Linked DNA regions of Homo sapiens: region 1 is linked to region 2. A link is a contact called in ENCODE Hi-C or POLR2A ChIA-PET data. All regions are on one chromosome and are shown on one strand. The core of a region is the stretch at or near the end of the contact, and the rest is flanking DNA. Distances in the headings are between cores, read along the strand shown. Region 1 holds the start of CALD1 (caldesmon 1). Region 2 overlaps BPGM (bisphosphoglycerate mutase).

Region 1 (5,841 bases), core at 784-3,283, 110 kb after region 2:
GCAGGGAGAGTGTGGTTTAGGATATAAGCAGCAGCGGTAATGGAAAATAGCACTTTCAAACAGGCCTCACTGAGTTATGGAGAATACCACCTGGAGATCATGCACCCGGAACGTCTCTGGACACAGGTCATATCTTTGCACAGACATCACCAATTGCAGCTGTTTTCTGAACTCCTGATGTCTGCCCTACAATATGTTCAAGCCCAGCAGTTTACCAGACTATGTAGTATTATTCTATCTTTCCTTCCTGTCAGATATGGGATGTCCCCATCAGCAAAACTGGCCGTGTTCCGAAAATTTATTTCTAAATCATTTATCTGGGATCAGAAGACATTTTCCCACAGGAACAATTTTATAAACAGTGGTGTTCCACAAATGCCTGCTTGTGCCACAGTGTACCTGAAATGCAACATTGACTGTATGATTCCCACCAACCATTATTTATTCTTTTCTCTGGGAAAGTGCATTCCTCTTGGGATGCCTGAGGCTCATCTCTCCCTCTGCCTGGGAGCCTCAGCTATAGTTTTTTGGGCTGTGCAGCAGTAGCAGTCAGGAAGAGGGGAGGGAAGCAACCTTCCCAAAAAAGAGATGAGTGTAGAGAGTTGATATGGATGCCTCTGGGTAACTTGTTAATGCTGGAAGGCTGAAGAAGGAAACCAACAGTGCGAACTGGCTACTTCCCAACTGTTCTAAAAGAGGCACAAAGGGCAGGGACATTTTCGTAAACAGAGATCATTTCTAAGTCACATCTTCATAAACAGGGAAAGGCATATAGTAAAACCTCCCATTTTTAAAGACCAGTATCTGGACTTGTAATTAGCCAGGAAAAATATTGTGAAACTTCTTGGTCAGTGATGAAACAGTCTCAAACATATAACAATGAGACATAGATCTTGCACCTATCCCCAGGCCTGACAAATAGTAAGTGCTCCAAAAAAAGGGGATTTCAATTTTAATTAAGTACTAATTGAGTGAATTCTGTATTGAAAAGGACAAGACTATGTGTGGGCCAGTTACCTTAATTCTCATTAGCATCTACTAATTCTGACCCTCTTATAGCACACATCCTAACCATGAAGAGTTGGTCGGAGCACTTTCAAGACGTCACCTGAACATTATGTCACCTCTGCGGGATATATGCATCTGTCTACCCCAGCCCAAAGCAGGTGGTGGGTCTCTTCATACCCTCTCTGATGTGCATCAATTTCTAGGAATTTCTAGTACTATCTCCACATCACCAAATCTGAGGAAACAAAAGAGATAAGGAGAGGAAAGTGAAGCCAGTGAGGATATCCAAGCCTGTAGGACCTTAGGTTTATTCTGGCCAGTATTACCTGCTAAAAAAGACCTACGCTTTTGGTTTCCCTTTGGTCACTTATTTTTATAACACATGCAGACGTATTTTGGGGAGGTGTGCCTCTTTCAGGCTAGAATTTAGTCTGCTCAGCAGACCCGGGTCCTGTCTCCTTCAGGTTTTAGAATTGCATAACAATTTAAACTCATTTTGTATGTGCAAGTACTTTGAAAAGAAATATACTATTAAGACTCCCTCTGGTAAGAAGCCTTCCCCACCCCCACGCCCAATAAACTGATCTGTTAACTTTTTGTTTCAGAGACTGTGCTTTCTTTTTATTGCTGCATTTGTGTTCTACAAGACAGCCTCTTTCTCCAAGATTAACATTTCTTATGATTGTTCCTGACAATGGATTCACTTCCAGAGGCCCTGCTAAGGATAACCAAAAAAGGGCATGGAGCAGGCTGGTTTTGGCAGCGTGCACGCAGTTTCAGAGCTTTTTAGGTCTTGGGTTTTCTGATGAGTGATTTCCTGAGCATGCCTAGGGAATGACAGGCATCTCCACAGGCAGGCTGCATCCACCTTGGCTGGGGTGTCGTCATTGGCTGCCTATTAGAAAAACGACAGGACAATGCATACCACCGCCTCCCGACTGTAAACATAGGGGATATGTGTTCACTTAGCATGGACTTCTGGGAGGGGCCAAGGAAGGGCGGTCTGGAGTTTTATTGAATAGAGCAGTGTGTATTCGGCTGCCTGCCTGCCCGCCTGCTTGCTCTCTGGCTGTGCTCCTGCTTAAAGAAATCAGTCCTTCCTTTCCGACTTAGTCCTCGGGAAGAAGTTTCAGACTACAAGGTAAGGCACAGAAGGCTTTCTTTTTTATCTTCTAGAGAGAATCTGGGGACTTTCTCCGGCTTTCAGTCAACATTCCTGGCTAAGGTAGCTGGAGATGCAAGAATGTTCAAGGCAATAAACCATGCAAACTCCCGAGCCTGACTGGGCTTCACTGCCATACGGATATTCCCGGAAGGCAAACAGGATGAGATTTCCAGTTTTGTTTTTAGAATTGGGACAAGAAGAGTGACCATATAGAGACTTACATTTAGGGAACACTGGCAACTTTGATTAGGATAGCCTTTTGTTTAGGACAGCCATATGAGATTATACCTGATATCCAAAGGCCAGTGTTAGCAAGCCTACTGCACCAGACTGCTCACACAGTCTCTTCTGCATCTTTTATTGCCAAAGATTTGAAGAGGTTTTGCTTTAAAAACAAAATCAACAATCCTTTAGGTTGATGAGAAGCCAAAAGGGAATGATTTTTTTAACCAAAGGCTTTTGCGTTATAGTCTGCTGCCAGTATTTAAAACTAGACTTCCAGAGTTGCAAGGAAATACGGTCAGAGATGGAGAGATCACTAGCACCTAGCACTGGTTGGGTTAATGTCACTGATGGGATATTTGCTAAGACAGAAGATGCCTAGGCTGGTCTGTTTCCTATAAAACCTAATAACAAGAGAATGCATGCGCTAGTGGGTGTGTTTTTTTAGAAAGCACATTTAACGTCCTACCAAACTATTTTTTAAGAAATCTTTTTTTCTGTTTGAAAGTGTGCCTGAGTGTGTCTAGAGAATCTAAAGAGATGTCGATTGGCAATGTGTTTCAGAAAGGAAGGAGGCAGGCTTTTATATCTAGATAGACATATTTGGGTGTCTGAAACAGTAGTACAAGGCAGCTAGTTGGTAGTAGCCTGGAATTCCTTTTAGAAAGAGCTGATGGCAAGGGGTGGGGGAATTTTAGTGCTGTGGCAATACATGGTCAAAAAAAGTGGATGAGAACAAAGTGCTTGATATTTATAGATGCCTTCTATTAACAGGACTATGCAGATGGACTTGTAAACTGAAAATCCTTCTAATGTGTTTGTCAAAACCAGACATATACAGCTAGAACCTGAGTGAAGACTAGATGCTATATGGCAAGCAGGGTAAATCTGATGATTTTTTAGTAGTGCTGGCTATTAAAGACTACCAGCTGCAAATGACTGATTCAACTGGATTTTATTCCATGCAATGCGGTAGTTTGGGGTTGAGATTCATTAAATAAAGTTTTCTCTTTGTATTTAGAAGTTTGGGGATAATTTTCTTGGGAATGCCTATTTCTCCTTCTAGAAGTGATATATGAGAACAGAATTCCTTGTGAATTTCCTTCCCTGGAACAGTTCTGAGTAAGTGTGAGAGAAAAGCTGCAGGCAAAAGCTATAGTTTAATTACTGTCCTTCCCTCGAAGAGATCAAGTTCCAAACTATTTTCACAGTGTTTTTAATGTCAATCAAAATATGGAGAGCAATTTTTCTTTTAACTGTTCTCTAAACCATGAAGGGAATGCAGTTTGGAAGGAGATCTATAATCTTGGGATTTGAGGATAAATTCCATTTTGAAACCAACATCTCCGAATCCCTGAAAGTTCAAACTGTGCTATGACCACTCTCTCCAGATCCCCCATCCCCCTTCTCTTGGGCTCCCCACCCCCAACAACCATAAAAACACTCATTTTTTTCCAAGTAACACTTTAGGTGTTCTGCTGTTATAGGTAGAGATAGAGTGAGAGGATTTGAGTTTATGCTGAATTTTAGGCAGTTCTTTGTGCTACTTCCTTCCTGTTGAATGTTACCTAGAACACATTTCCCCACATAGTGAGGCCAAAGGAGCACAATGAAAACAGTAACTTTCATTTCAGAAATATAATCACAAAATTCCAGAACAAAAAGTCACTAAGAGTTGATCCTAGGACACACAAGGAATGTATGTACAATGGATTGATCCATAAGTAAAGTGCAGGGTTGTTTCAAGTATTCGAAGCAAATAGAAGGTGTAATTTAAATCATTCCAGTCAAAAGATTGCCTTAAGTAAATACACAATTCTTATATTAAAGTTAGGAGAAGGAGAACCAGGCTCAAACTGCAGTTTAAAGGATTTTAAATGAGATACATGAAAGCATTTCCTGACAGTAAGGCAACTGCCTTATTATGAGAATCATTAACAATTCTAATTGGCTCCTGTGACTGGCCTGAGAATCTCCTTGTCTTAGGTAGATAGAATAAGTTGATCTTATGGCCAGCCATGTAAAGGTCCAGAATCTAGCCCAGGTATTCTCTGTTCTGATAAATAAAATGCACCTCAGCAGGCATTTTTGTAGAAACACATGTAATTGTCTCCATTTGCCATTTTCTTGATAGCATGATTACCAGTTAGTCATTCCTTAGCAAGACGCAAAAGTGATTCAGAGATGGGCATGAAAAGAGATTTGCTAGTTCCCCATTTGCCTGTAGTCTATCACATGTCTCAGAAATGTGGTCGGGGGACAGGAAAAATGCTGATAGAGTGGTATGCAAATAGCATGGTAGGACTAAGGAGGAGGTTAGAAAGATGCTGCCAAAGAATTTTCAGACTTCAAAAGGGCGTTTTCTGCGTTAAGTTCTCTTAGGGCCTGAGAAGATACCATTAGCTCCTTACTGAAAGTCCTTCATCTGTCAGGCTAATCCAAGTTTGCTATTGGAGAGATGCCCATAAGTCCTGAGTAGATGGGTAGTTTAAAGAGAAACTTTTGGCACAGGCTTAACTTATGAGAACCACTACAACATCTCAGTTCTAGTATTGGTTCCTCTGCTTAAGTAACCCTGACCTTTTTGAGGAAATCATCAGCTTTTGACTTCATCTGTTGAGTGAAGAACGGACATTGGTAATGCTTCTCCGATGTCCCACAGTGGTTAAGACGTCCAAATGAGATGAAGCTGTTTGCTCCCTCTTCCCTGCAGATTCTATACCCTGAACTGCCTATCATTTGAGTCCTCTGGACATTATGCTCATCTTGGCTGGTATCCTCCACTTCTTACCTAGTATCCCTAATGATCTCTTCCTTTCTCGTATTTAAGGACCCTTGAGTGATATCTTCTCGCTCCTGGTTATTTCTAGAGCCCTGAGCCGTGTCCAGTGAATACTGGTCTATCCCAATGTTGTCTGAATTTTTACTTTGATGATCACAGACTAAGAGGACACAAATATAAGGAAGTGGAATAAGATGGGCCATCAGTGGTACAAGGCACCAGGAAATCCAAAGATCCACTTGAGCATAAGACCAGTGAGAAAGTGCTGACAACAGAAAGCCCTTAAGTAATTGAGGCAGCTTCTCTGCCTCCAGCCAAAAGCATGGAATGAACCCCGGAACGTCATGCCTGGGCCTTGTAGGAAGGGCAAGGAAGGCAGGAACACCTGGCTGTGGTTCCTGTTGGTATTGAAACCAGACTGCTCCACGGAGCTCGCCTCTCACCTCTTTGCTTCTGTCTTTAGTGCTCCCAGCTGTAACCGACCCTAGTTGCATCCCTAACTTCCTTACCCCCAGGCCTCCACCTGTAACCTCTTCCCCAGCTCCCCCATCCCTGTACCGGATAGGGAGCTTTCTTGATCCAACATTGACAATTTGCAGGGGCCAGCTCTAAGATGAGGCCCAGAGTACAGCAGAACACTCTAGCACAGATAGGTTCTAGCTAG
Region 2 (6,253 bases), core at 2,902-5,401:
ATTTTCTTTTCTTTTCTTTTCTTTTCTTTTTTAGACAAAGTCTCGCTGTGTTGCCCAGGCTGGAATGCAGTGGTTCGATCTTGGCCCACTGCAACCTTCGCCTCCTGAGTTCAAGCGATTCTCATGCCTCAGCCTTCTGAGTAGCTAGGATTATAGGTGTGTACCACCACACCTGGCTAATTTTTGTAATTTTTTAGTAGAGATGGGGTTTTGCCACGTTTGCCAGGCAGGTCTCGAACTCCTGGCCTCAAGCGATCTACCCACCTCAACCTCCCAAAGTCTGGGATTACGGCATGAGCCACTGCGCACCTGGCCATTAATGACATTTTAAAGTAGCCTTACATTATAACTCCTATCCCTATTACCATAAACAGGCTTTATAGAAAATGTTTTTATTTGGGGGATAATTGATGTAAAACAGTGGGGTTGGTGTAGAAAGAAGTAAATTGTAGGAAATGACTTCAGTAGGAAGTATGTGAACACAGAAAAAGACATGGGCTGCCAGAGAGGGAGGTATCTATGAGAGAGGTAGAGAATAAAAATGATGGGGTTGATGACCAAGGAGGATGGCAGATAGAGGGAAAAAATGGCAGAAAAGCCAGAACATGCAGTTAGGATAAGACCATAGCCTAGAAAACTAATGGAATGGATGTGAGGATCCGGATTTGTCCACAGGAAAATAGAAGGATGGTTTGTAATCTTGATTCTCACCCATTCTGGATATGATGACTTTGTTCCTTTTTGGCCTATAGTACCTCCTGGTGGTACTCCAATTAACACTAATGGAGTTCTTAGATGTTGCTGTAGTTCTCTACTGTGACTTAACTCCCACACCTAACATGGAAGAAATTATGTCATGTGCATGAAATAGGCTGGATTGGATTTCAGGATCACTGCATAAGTTATTGTCTCTAAATGTCAATCTGTGTTAGTAAAGTTTCTCTTACAGTGTCTATTGAAAAATAAGGTCCCAAGTATTCTTTTTCACAACTGCAAGAATTAAGCATAAGTGACTTTCTCAAGATCAGAAGACATAGTATGTCATCATATTTTTTTCACATCATTTCTGTTAATTTAGTGAGATTTTAGCCCTTTCAAAATTGATTGTAGATGTATTCACTCACCAGAATAGGCATGTTAATCTAATGTTAGTCCTCTTGTATTGCATGTCTAACTTTCCACAGCTCAAGTTACAGGGTTTGTGTGCTTCTTGGTAACTTACCAACCTAAAAGAAAGCATTTCATTGGATTTAGATGCTAACTTTTCAAGACTCAAAAAATTAAGTGAATCTCCCCTACTGTTTAGGGGGGAAATAAAGGTTTTCTTTTATAGGAAGGACTGCTTTGCCAGTTCATGTGTATGTGTTTATGGTGGTACAAAATATAAGTTACCATCTTAATTGCCAATTTATGCTTACTATCAAGTTACATGATCATACATGCCCATTTTGTGGTTAATGCCTGTTGTCCGAATGTAATTATTAATAGCATCTCCTTTTACTTTCAAAAGTGCCCCAGTCTGGATGATAAATTATGTGGTTACCTCACTATAAAAATATTGAGCTGGGTGTGGGGTCACGCACCTGTAGTCTCAACTACTAGGGAAGCGGAGGCAGGAGGATTGCTTGTGCCTAGGCTTGAGATCAGCCTGGACAACATAGTGAGACCCCATTTTAGAAAAATAAAAACGTAAAAATGAAGACGTTAGCTTTCACTACTGTTAAGAATTGAATCTAGAAATGGGCATAACCAGGGTTTTATATTTCCTGTAAGCACAAAAGTTGCTAAATTTCTTTGCATTTATTATAAAAGTAAAAACACTTGTGGCTGCAGATTCATCTGGTTCCAAGCCGTGCTTTCTAGAGATGTTTATGTAAACTTCTCCCATATAAAATGGGCTCTTTCAAGGGACTGGAGTAATTTTTCCCTATTTTGTCTCTAAACTGCTTGACAAGCTAAAAAAGTTTTACCTACTGGGGCGGAGTGTGGTAACGGATAGCATCAATGACAGCATACTGTCCTATCAGAAAAATACTTTCTTATTGTTTGAAAACTAGGGTGGGAAGAATCATGACCCCAGTTAAATAACTAATTAGAATATTGGTCTATGCTGAAATCTCAAATTGCTTTAAGATCTTTCTACTAAGAGTATGCTAGTATTACTCATCTCCTCTTAGGTCTAGTCTTAGAGGTGTCATCCATATACCTCAACAGTAAAGAGTGTTGGTTCTGAAGATGTTAGTTGTTTCTCAGATATTTGATATTATGACACTGTAGGCAGTCATATCCTGACTGATGCTTTCTCCATTTGTGGAAAAGAAGACAGGTGCTGTTGGAGGAAACTGAAATCTAAAGAGACTCTAGATTCCTTGGCCGTGATCATGGTAATTAGTTGGCATCAAGAACTCTACTCAAAACTCAGTTCACTGAGGCTCCACACACAGTTATCACCTGGGCTTTAAAACTTTTTTCTAAAAGGTAGCCTTTCCCTTGACCTATTCTTTGTTTGGAATACTGTGTTTTAAGAAGCTGAGTCAAGAACATCCATGGCAGGTAAACTATAAAAAGGTAATTTAATGCAACTAATTGAGTCTTAAATTATTACTGCTGTTATAACATTGTGGTCTGAATGGCACACTCTAGCATAGCTATACGGGATGACCTTTATTCAGTGCATACTGCATGCCAAGCACAGTTTTAGGCATTTTACGTACACATGTTGTTTTATGTAGGAACTAGAACATGGCTCTGAACTCACTGGAAAGCTATGGTTCAATACTGCGTTTTACTTTGCTGTTTAGTATATCCTGGTCATATTTTTTATTTCATTTGATCAATCATTGATCACTAAGCTGTTTTGCTTAAAGAAACTGCTTTAGTAAAAAGAAGCAAACTATTGATACACCCATCATCATGGATGAACCTCAGCTGCATTTTGCCAAGTGAAAGAAATTGGGCTAAAAAAGCTGTGTATTGTATGATTCCATTTATGTGCCATTTGGGAAAATATAGAACTATCGGGAAATAACAGATTGGTGGGGTAAGAGTAGGCTGCTGGGGGCACAAGGAAATTTTAAGGGGTTGATAGAGCTGTTTTATATCCTGATTGGTTATTACACTACTGTATGCAGTTGTCAAAACTCATAGAACTGTATGCTAAAAAGGGTGACTTTTGCTATATGTAAATTATACCTGAAAAAAGACTTGCTTTATCCAGTGAACTCACCATTGCCTTAATTGGGACCTTACCTTTTGTTCACAAAGGTAATAGACTACATTAGTCAATTAGGAGAATTAAGTGAAGGGTTGAAGGTTTGCTATATGCACCTATCTGTGCCTTTGAAAACTAACCTGGAGGGCATTTGTTATGCTTTCTCAAGGCTTCAGGAGCCATCTGGTTCTGACTTTAGCACCTAAACCATGGTCATTATAGGGAACTGCCTTTTAAAGTCCTTCTTCATGAGAAGTTATGTTTGAGAATCTTGCTAATGTTATAGGTTGAAAGCTCCTCTAATAAAGGTTTTTTTTATTTTTTTATTTTTTTATCCCAGACTATCTCTGCTTATTATCATCAATTTCTTTAGCCTTAATTGGGCCTTCCATCCCCTCCTTTTTCTCTTGTAACAACCTAGTCTAGGAGCGGGTCAACAAGGACCTCCTGGAGTCAGCGCAGATGAATGGTACACTGAGAGGCAAGTGATACTGATTCGGAGCTAGATAACACTCTTGTATAAGAATTGCAAACACTGAAACCACATGTCAGTGCCTAAGACAGGCTTCCTGGCTGATGGGGATGACCTCTCCCCTGTCAAATGACTTATTTATATAATATCTCTGCTCATAAATCATATATGCTTTTGAGATTGCTTTACTTTTAATCTGATGATAGTTAATGCTTTCGGAAGAAGTCAAAACAAGACATACAGAATATTATATAGTAAAAAAATGCCTACTTAAGGGACTGCTTTACTGGCTTTTAGAAGTACCATTATTATGCTAATAAGTCCAGGTTAAAAAGCAGGGCCCACCTCTGACTGGTTCAGACACACTTCTCACAAAGCACCACCGTGAAAACATCTAACGCAGACCTAAGTATCTGAAAGCATCCTGTACTGTAGCGTTCCAGACAGGCGTGTGTTTCATTCTCTGTGGTTGGCATAGTCACTTCCTGTTTGTTTCCTGCTGGCGCACGTCCAAGGAAAAGCCAGGTACCAAACTGAAACACTGGATGTAGTCTGCATCTTGCCAGAGGAAATGGATTGTTTAGTCTGGGTTTAAGCACAGGACGAGGCAGTTTCAAGTTTGGAGTAAGAGTGACACACAAGACACTCATGCAAGACAGACTTGATCCCTGAAGACCTGTGTGCAGCTGCATACATAGCAAGGCACAGAAGTGCTGAGATAAAATTAGAGACTCAGGGAGGAAAGGTCAGCTGGGACTAGCTGTGGGGACGGGGACTGATGAGTTGGTTACCTTTGGCATTTTAGTGTGATATTTTCAGAAGCAGCCAATTCAGGCCTCGCTTCTGTGAGGCAAGTAGTTGCCTATTGGTGTGGTTAAGCTTTCTTTTATAATAATTGATTTATAGAACCCTTTATTTTTTAAACATTATAGGCTATTTTAACTATAAAATTAAACGTAGAATGGATTCTTCTCTCTGCCTTACTCTAAATTAGTGGCTGTTATTTTATCGTGTTATTCAAATCACCCTAGCATATCTTTACATATATAGTATTCAGATCTTAAAGAATTAAAATTAAAAATAGATCATTTATGAAACTCTGAATCTCTAGTTTCAGCTCTTATTGGCCATAAAGGAATACAGAACTCTTATCACAGATTGTCGGTGGGGTTTGAATTGTGACTTACTTGACCAGGAGAGGAAAGTGAGGAATGAATGGGTGGCACCTTATTAAATGAATGAGTTGACTGGAGTTGTTTCCCTTTTTTTTCTAATTCCAAAGAGTATACACTACCGAATTGGGGTTTCTTCTTTCCTTCTCATCCTGTAGCGAATCTTTCTGTCTCTCTGACCATCTCTTCTGGTTTTCTAAAATTCAAAGATTTTGAACACTTTGGAGAAAATCAAAGAACATCTAAAGCCATTTAATTTGAATTGTTTATTTTATTGGCACTAGATGTAAACAGCTTTTTGTTCAAGGCTAAGATTCTTTTAATTCTCCTTTTTTTTTCTTGGTAAGGTCATAGGAGAGCACAGTGTTTAATCAAGGCTTCAACAATAAAAGACTAGATTTAATTTGAAAACCCAGAGAGTTCGAATTTATTCAATTCAGGTTTGCACCTAGGGTTCACTAAATCAGGTCTTGTTCATGGTACAAGGGATATAGCACCTATATGTGAATGAGACACACAAGGTCCTTTTGTGGAGCTTTTAACCTCTTTCTGAAATTTGTCTGTACTGTACCTCTGACAAAGTCCTTAGGGTGTTTTCATATATAGGCTTTATGTTTTAGGATTTTTAAATTAACATTTTGTTCTTTTTTTTTTTTTTTTGAGATGGAGTCTCGCTCTGTTGCCCAGGCTGGAGTGCAGTGGTGCAATCTGGGCTCACTGCAAGCTCCACCTCCCAGGTTCACGCCATTCTCCCACCTCAGCCTCCCAAGTAGCTGGGACTACAGGTACCCGCCACCACGCCCGGCTAATTTTGTTTTTGTATTTTTATTAGAGACGGGGTTTCACTGTGTTAGCCAGGATGGCCTCGATCTCCTGACCTCGTGATTGCCTGCCTCGGCCTCCCAAAGTGCTGGGATTATGGGCATGAGCCACCACACCCAGCCTAACATTTTATTCCTTATAGCCTTTAGTTATATGTAAAAAGTAGATTCACATAATAAATACAGCTGTAATTACTTAGTGGATCATATTACTGAATAATTTCTGGACCCTAGCAGCCAAACCATAAAAGTGTTACTTACAGTTGAATAAACATTTACTAAATCTTGCAGTGGGTAAAGCACTGTGTTGTAACAGCATGGGTGATACAGAAATGGATCAAACATTGTTCCTGCTCTCAAGGAATTTATAATCCTGGTGGGAAAAGTGAGCATTTGCACAAGCACCTCTACCAGGAGGTGCTTTAGTAGATGTACAGTGTACATAACAGTTTGTCTTTGGTTCCTGTTCCTGCTATGGTGACTTAGGGGAGGGGGTTGGTAGGTGCAAATTTGACTTCCTGAAGTTATTCCTCTATGCAGAAAATAAAGTTGTTTGACTTTCTCCCCAATTTTGGCC

The links. Hi-C counts contacts between places; a loop is a spot of excess contacts on that map. ChIA-PET counts read pairs that join two places held with the same protein, here RNA polymerase II (POLR2A). Pooled maps may share reads with other maps.
Region 1: a loop to region 2 is called in a map of endothelial cell of umbilical vein, with 7 times the contacts of the local background. The contact joins the promoter of CALD1 here to the enhancer-like site in region 2. A Hi-C loop is called at or near these places in 1 of 168 maps with a recorded cell type or tissue (endothelial cell of umbilical vein) and 2 of 50 pooled maps. POLR2A ChIA-PET finds 5 or more read pairs at or near these places in 4 of 52 experiments (AG04449, Caco-2, PC-3 and 1 more).

What each region holds. Positions count from the first base shown.
Region 1 is chr7:134,777,601-134,783,441 of GRCh38, forward strand. CALD1 (caldesmon 1) reads left to right here and starts at 2,034. Exons shown (of 15, transcript NM_033138.4): 1 at 2,034-2,149. The region is part of intron 1 of LOC124901750 (a long non-coding RNA gene); the gene reads right to left.
Region 2 is chr7:134,665,865-134,672,117 of GRCh38, forward strand. The region is part of intron 2 of BPGM (bisphosphoglycerate mutase); the gene reads left to right. All of the region lies in intron 1 of LOC124901750 (a long non-coding RNA gene), which reads right to left. Among named protein-coding and RNA genes, the nearest start is that of BPGM, 22 kb to the left of the region's middle. Within about 2 kb of position 4,152, at least 11 of the 41 ENCODE cell types and tissues checked have a DNase peak (open chromatin) inside an H3K27ac peak, as active enhancers do; they include endothelial cell of umbilical vein, where a contact is called at or near this core.